Regions from separate parts of the Homo sapiens genome. Here region 2 is linked to region 1. A link is a loop called in an ENCODE intact Hi-C map of the cell type or tissue named here. Cell type or tissue: breast epithelium. All regions are shown on one strand. Each heading gives the region's core, and the rest is flanking DNA. Links, peaks and the distances in the headings are about the cores only. Region 1 overlaps L3MBTL4 (L3MBTL histone methyl-lysine binding protein 4). Region 2 overlaps L3MBTL4 (L3MBTL histone methyl-lysine binding protein 4).

Region 1 (2,930 bases), core at 187-2,686:
TGCTCCCTATTTTAGCGAAGCCTGCAAGGGCCTTCCTAACTTTCTCTTTGGTTGTATTCATCCTGGAAAATACTTCTTCATGTTCTCTTCTGTAGCATTTGAATTATTTTTGACATTACTGATAGCATGATTGATTTTTTTTTCCATTGAGTGAAGAAAGTCATCAAATTTTGTCAAAGAGTTAAATTCTCTGTGGTCAAGCTGTTTATATCACAGTTCGCCTATGTAAGACTTCCTCATATTTCACCCTTTACATTTAAAATAGTGACATTTTGTCCCCCAAGGGACACATTGGAACAATTTTATATGTGGAAGATGTTGCTGAGATAAACCATTTGAGCAGGCTGCTGAATTCATGGCAAAGGCCTTTGTGTAGTAAGAAATTTTGTTTTTGTCATCTGCATATAAAATTCCTCCTGTGAACATCTTTCCCTTTGAGAGCTATCGTGTGAAGGTTTAGAAATCAGTGGCCTGAGGTCCTTGCCCAGTTCTTTGTATAACATGTTAAAATGTGTGCCTCGGTGGCCAGGATTTGATTGCAGGCCCAATTTCCCCCACCTCTCTCAATGCTGAATTAAAATGAGGAAAATATTTTTGACTGCCTACCCGTGCCTTTGAATAACATAGACTATTGAGGGGCATTCAGTTGGAATCTTGCAGCTATATCACTTGAGCGCTCTTCCGTGATACACCCCTAGCTGATGCTCTGCCAGCACTGATGGCCACAGACCTTCCCCATTCTACTGTGGTTCACAAAATAATCATGACAAAGCATCATCTATTCGATCTCATAATGTGGAGTGGATGGCACACACATATAATAATTATTGCTTTTAGGAATTTCACCAGTAGCTTGTCTTCAGTTTCTCTAGGCATGGTGACGGTGTTTTGTTTGTGTGTTTGTTTTGTTTTTTCCTCATGTTATGGCCCATTTTACAAGCATTTTAAATAATAGTATATAATTTGTACCTGCTTTTGTCAAGAGGTGTGGAACTTTGAATAATGTTTCTTTTCCTTTATTAGTGACAAAATCAATTTCATATGAGAAAATGTTATTTTGTGGCTTTTTGGGAAAAGAAAATGACAAAGCAAAACACCTTAACTTTTGTACTCAAGAGCACTGGCGCTTCTTTGGAAATGTCCTTGGGGCCTTCCATGGCCTCTAGCCAGGTTTCGTTTTGCCTGTTTAGTTGCCACTTCTGTCCCTTTATGTGGAACACACAGCTGGCAGGTTTTCACAAGACACAGGCCCTTAGTTGTACTAGGCTACTAAACTAGCTGTGTGACCTAGAGAAAGTTTATTCACCCTTCTGGGCTCGAGTCGATCTGTAATTTTTTCCAGGTCTCTGAACCTTATAATTTTTTATGACTGAATTTAATGGGCCTATTGTTTGCTTTAAGTATGTAACTCTAGTTATCTTTTCTTACCATAAAATATAATCTTATAAGCACAGTATCAATTATATTAATGAAACATAAGATTTTTAAAAAGGAAAAAATTTTTAAAACCTGTCAGTTCATGAATAAACCATTTAACAGAGAAGAGAGACTGATGAAAGGCAGTGATATTTCTCACTAAATGTTGCCTTTCAGATTGTTAAAATGAACGTTTTATTTTTTATTTTGAAACCCTCCAAGAAATGCTGAGTCTGTTTTAGCTATGTAATGTTACTTGCAACATTATGGAAAGCTCCCAAATGTTCCATTGGGAAACCAATTTGAAAGGCTGACAAGAGTAACATTGATCATCTTAACTTCTGGCTGGGAAGTATTGTCAATGTCTCAAATTTATCAATCACGTGTGATAAGACAGTATAGTTTGCTCAACATAACACTGTTTCCTCCCCACCCCTAATTTTGCAGTGTTTCAGTTTTGTTAAAACATGAACAATGTTCTTTCAGTTTCTATGGCTTCTTAAGTTTCCTCTCAGCATTAGTAACATTCTCTCCCTGTGGTCTACCTTTTTCATTGCATTTTGTCAGCGTTGTGTGCATGTGTATTTGTATATGTGTATGGCACTTTTGAAGTTAACCGAGAAATTTCAAAGCAGTGAACAGGAGGTAGTCACACAAAACTTGTTAAATACAATCTGCTGGAAAACATAGTAGATGTGAGAAGAAGGCTGGGAGAGTTAAACACACACATGACATTTATTTTTATAGAAATAAAATATTCCTGAGAAATCATTCATTCTTGCCATTTCATTTTGGGGTTTGTCATCTTTTAAGTTTTTCCTTAGAAGCTTCTAAAATGACCTCAGAATGTAAGAAAAATTTAACGATATTTTACAAGCCAATTCATAGGTTTTACAATTATTCCATGCTTATATAAAAAAGGCTTGCATCCAAGTATAGAAGAAGGTTGAATGAGCTGGGGTACCTATACACAGAGGAGTACAATGCAGCTGTGAAAAAGAGTACGTGTAATAGTTGGGAATGGACATGGAGTGGTTTCCAAGAGACATTAGTAATGCAAAAAGCCACGTGCAAAAGAGCATGTATAGTATGCTGCCTTTTGTGTGAGAAAGAAGGGGAAATAAGAAAAACCTACATATAACTGCTTATCTTTACAAAAAGAAGCTTCGGAAGCATAAACCAGAAAACAGTGAAGTTGGTGACCTCCACGAGGTGGTGTGAGGGAATGCGGTGGATAGAATATGGGAGGAAGAGATACATTTTTGAGTAACTTTTGCTAATTTTAACTTTTGGAAGCATGTTAATATTCTACATATTTAAAAAATCATTAAGAACTGAAAGCAAATTGAACAAATTTGAACTCAATTGTATTTCAAATGGATATTGTAACTTTACTGAAGAGAGAACAAATAGGAACCCAAGTAGTTCACGAGCACAGTTTTTAACAATATACTCCATTCTTGGATGACACAGGAGGGAGGGAAAGTTGCAAAGAAATCTTGAACTTTTAAAAT
Region 2 (2,930 bases), core at 129-2,628, 97 kb after region 1:
ACAGTGAAAACTGTCATTTATAAAACCACCAGATCTCATGAGAACTCACTCACTATCATGAGAACAGCATGGGGAAAACCACCCTTATGATCCAATCACCTTCCTCCCTCAACACATGGGGATTGCAATTTGAGATGAGATTTGGGTGGGGACACCGAGCCAAACCATATCAAAATCCCTAAAGAGTCTACAAAGAAACTCTTAGACTTAATAAATAAATTCAGTAAAGTTGCAGGATACAAAATCAATATACAAAAATCAGTTGGGTCTTTATACACTAACAATGAGCTATCCAAATTCCATTTACAATAGCATCAAAAAGAACATAATGCTTAGGAATAAATTTAACCAAGGAGGTGAAATATCTGCCTGCTGAAAACTTTTAAGAAATTGAAAAAAATTGTAGAAGACAAAAATAAATGGGAAGATATCCCATATTCGTGGACTGGAAGACTTAATGTTAAAATTCATACTACTCAAAACAGTTTACAGATTCAGTGCAATCTGTATCAAAATTCCAATGGCATTTTTCACAGAAATAGAAATAACTGTCTCATGGAGCTACAAAAGACCCCAAGTAGCTTGAGCAGTTTTAAGAAAGAAGAACAAAGCTGGAGACATTACATTCCCTGATTTCAAAGTACAGCACAAAGCTATAGTAATCAAAATAGTATGTTAGTAGCATAAAAAGAGACACATAGACCAATGAAACAGAAGAAAGCCCAGAAATAAACCCATGTATATGGTCAAGTAATCTTTGACAAAGGCACCAAGAATATATAATAGGGAAAGGAAATCTCTTTAATAAGTGGTTCTGGGAAAACTACATATCCACATGCAGAAGAATGAAATTGGACCCTTGTCTTGCACCACATACAAAAATTAACTTGAAATGGATTAAAGACTTAAATCTAAGATCTGAAACCATAAAACTCTTAGAAGAGAACATAAGGAAAAGCTTTATCAAGACATTGGTTTTGATAGTGAGTTTTTAAATATGACAACAAAAGCAAAAATAAACAAAGACTACATCAAATTATAAAGCTTCTGCACAGCAAAGGAAACAGTCAATAGAATGAAGAAACAACCTATGGAATGGGAGAAAATAGATACAAACCCGACATCTGATAAAGGGTTATCTCCATGTATATAAGGAATTCATCTAACTCAATAGCAAAAAACCAAAAATCTGATTAAATAATTAAAAATGGGCAAAGGACTTGGATGGACTTTTTTTTCTGAAGAAGCCATACAGATGGACAGCAGGGCCATAGCTGTATGAAAAGGTGCTCAGCATCACTAATTGTCAGAGAAATGCAAATCAAAACTACAGTGAGATATCACCTAACACCTGTTAGGATGATTGTTATCAAAAAGACAAAAGATAACAAGAATTGGCCAGGATGTGGAGAAAAGAGAGAACCCTTGTACACTGTTAATAGGAATATAAATTGGTATAGCTGTTATGGAAAAAAAAAATGGAGGTTCCTTTAAAAATTGCAAATAGAACTACCATGAGATCCAGCAATCCCTCTTTTGGGTATGTATCCAAATGAAATGAAATAAGTATCTCTAAGAGATACCTGTACCCCTATGTTCATTGCGTCATTATTCACAATAGCAAAGATAGGGAATCTACCTAATTGCCCATCAGTGGATGAATGGATAAAGAACATACGGTATTGTACATACAATGGAATATTTTTCATCCATAAAAAGAAAGAAATCCTGTCATTTCCAATATCATGGATAAACTGGAGTGCTTTATGCTAAGTGAAATAAGCCATGCACATAAAAACAAATACTGTATGATCCTACCTATATGAAATCTAAAAAAGTCTAACTAATAGAAGTGGAGAGCAGAATGATGTTTACCAGGGGCTGAGGGGTAACAGAAATGGAGAAATGTTGGCCAAATGTACAAACTTGCAGTTACAAAATGAACAAGTTCCAGGAATATTATGTACAGCATGGGTGGTGATGTGTTAATTTGATTGTGGTAATCATCACACAATATATATGTTTATCACATCACCATGTCATACATCTTGAATATATATTATCTTTGTCAATTACATATTTTAAAATTAGTCTGGGCACGGTGGCTCACATCTGTAATCCCAGCACTTTGGGAGGTCGAGGCGGGTGGATCACCTGAGGTCAGGAGTTGGAGACCTGCCTGGACAACATGGTGAAACCCCGTCTCTACTAAAAATACAAAAAAATTAGCCGTGCCTGGTGGCGCGTGCCTGTAATCCCAGCTACTTGAGAGGCTGAGACAGGAGAAGTGCTTGAATCTGGGAGGCAGAGGTTGCAGTGAGTCGAGATCGTGCCACTGCACTTCAGCCTGGGCAACAAGAGTGAAAACTCCATCTCAAATATATATATATGAAAATTAAAAAAATTAATTGTAGCAGTTGCTTATTGTGTATCATAGCAGAGTCAAAAAAGTACAGATCTGCAAGTTACAAACCTTGAATTTTTGTCCCAAATACCATAATATGACTTATGAGTTGGCACAAATTATGTGACCACATAAACCTTTATTTTGTTATTTACAAAAATAAGTGGGTGGACTGGGTCAGTGGTTCACAACCTGAATGGGGAACACATAAATGATTCACAAGCTTGCCACTGGAATTCTGATTTTGTGGGATCTGGAAGCTTCAATCTTTAAGTCCCTTCCAGTTTTGTATGCCAGTAAGGGGATCCGTTTTCTTCTAGTAGACTCCCAGGCTCTCCTGGTCCTGCTGTGTCTGTGGCCTCTGACCTTGTGGAGCCTGGCGCTGCTGTAGTCTGTACTGGGATGGCACTCCGTGCGGTCCCTGGCACTGAGACACTCACTAAGGCATTGGAAAGTTAGAATTTGAATGGTTAGACTGTATCATGGGAGCTTTCTCTCCTTCTCTGAATGGAGTGCCTTTATACCC

The links. Hi-C counts contacts between places; a loop is a spot of excess contacts. Peaks named below come from ENCODE experiments on the same cell type or tissue, not always from the same donor. Only the 100,000 strongest peaks of a DNase experiment are listed, where the experiment ranks them.
Region 2: a loop joins it to region 1, with 13 times the contacts of the local background. A loop is called at or near these places in 1 of 110 quality-filtered maps.

The regions. Positions count from the first base shown.
Region 1 is chr18:6,248,264-6,251,193 of GRCh38, reverse strand. All of the region lies in intron 5 of L3MBTL4 (L3MBTL histone methyl-lysine binding protein 4), which reads left to right. Among named protein-coding and RNA genes, the nearest start is that of L3MBTL4-AS1, 7.0 kb to the left of the region's middle. In breast epithelium, for the core only: no CTCF peak of the experiment used is centred there; a DNase peak (open chromatin) is centred at 1,179.
Region 2 is chr18:6,150,855-6,153,784 of GRCh38, reverse strand. All of the region lies in intron 13 of L3MBTL4 (L3MBTL histone methyl-lysine binding protein 4), which reads left to right. Among named protein-coding and RNA genes, the nearest start is that of L3MBTL4-AS1, 100 kb to the left of the region's middle. In breast epithelium, for the core only: no CTCF peak of the experiment used is centred there; no DNase peak of the experiment used is centred there.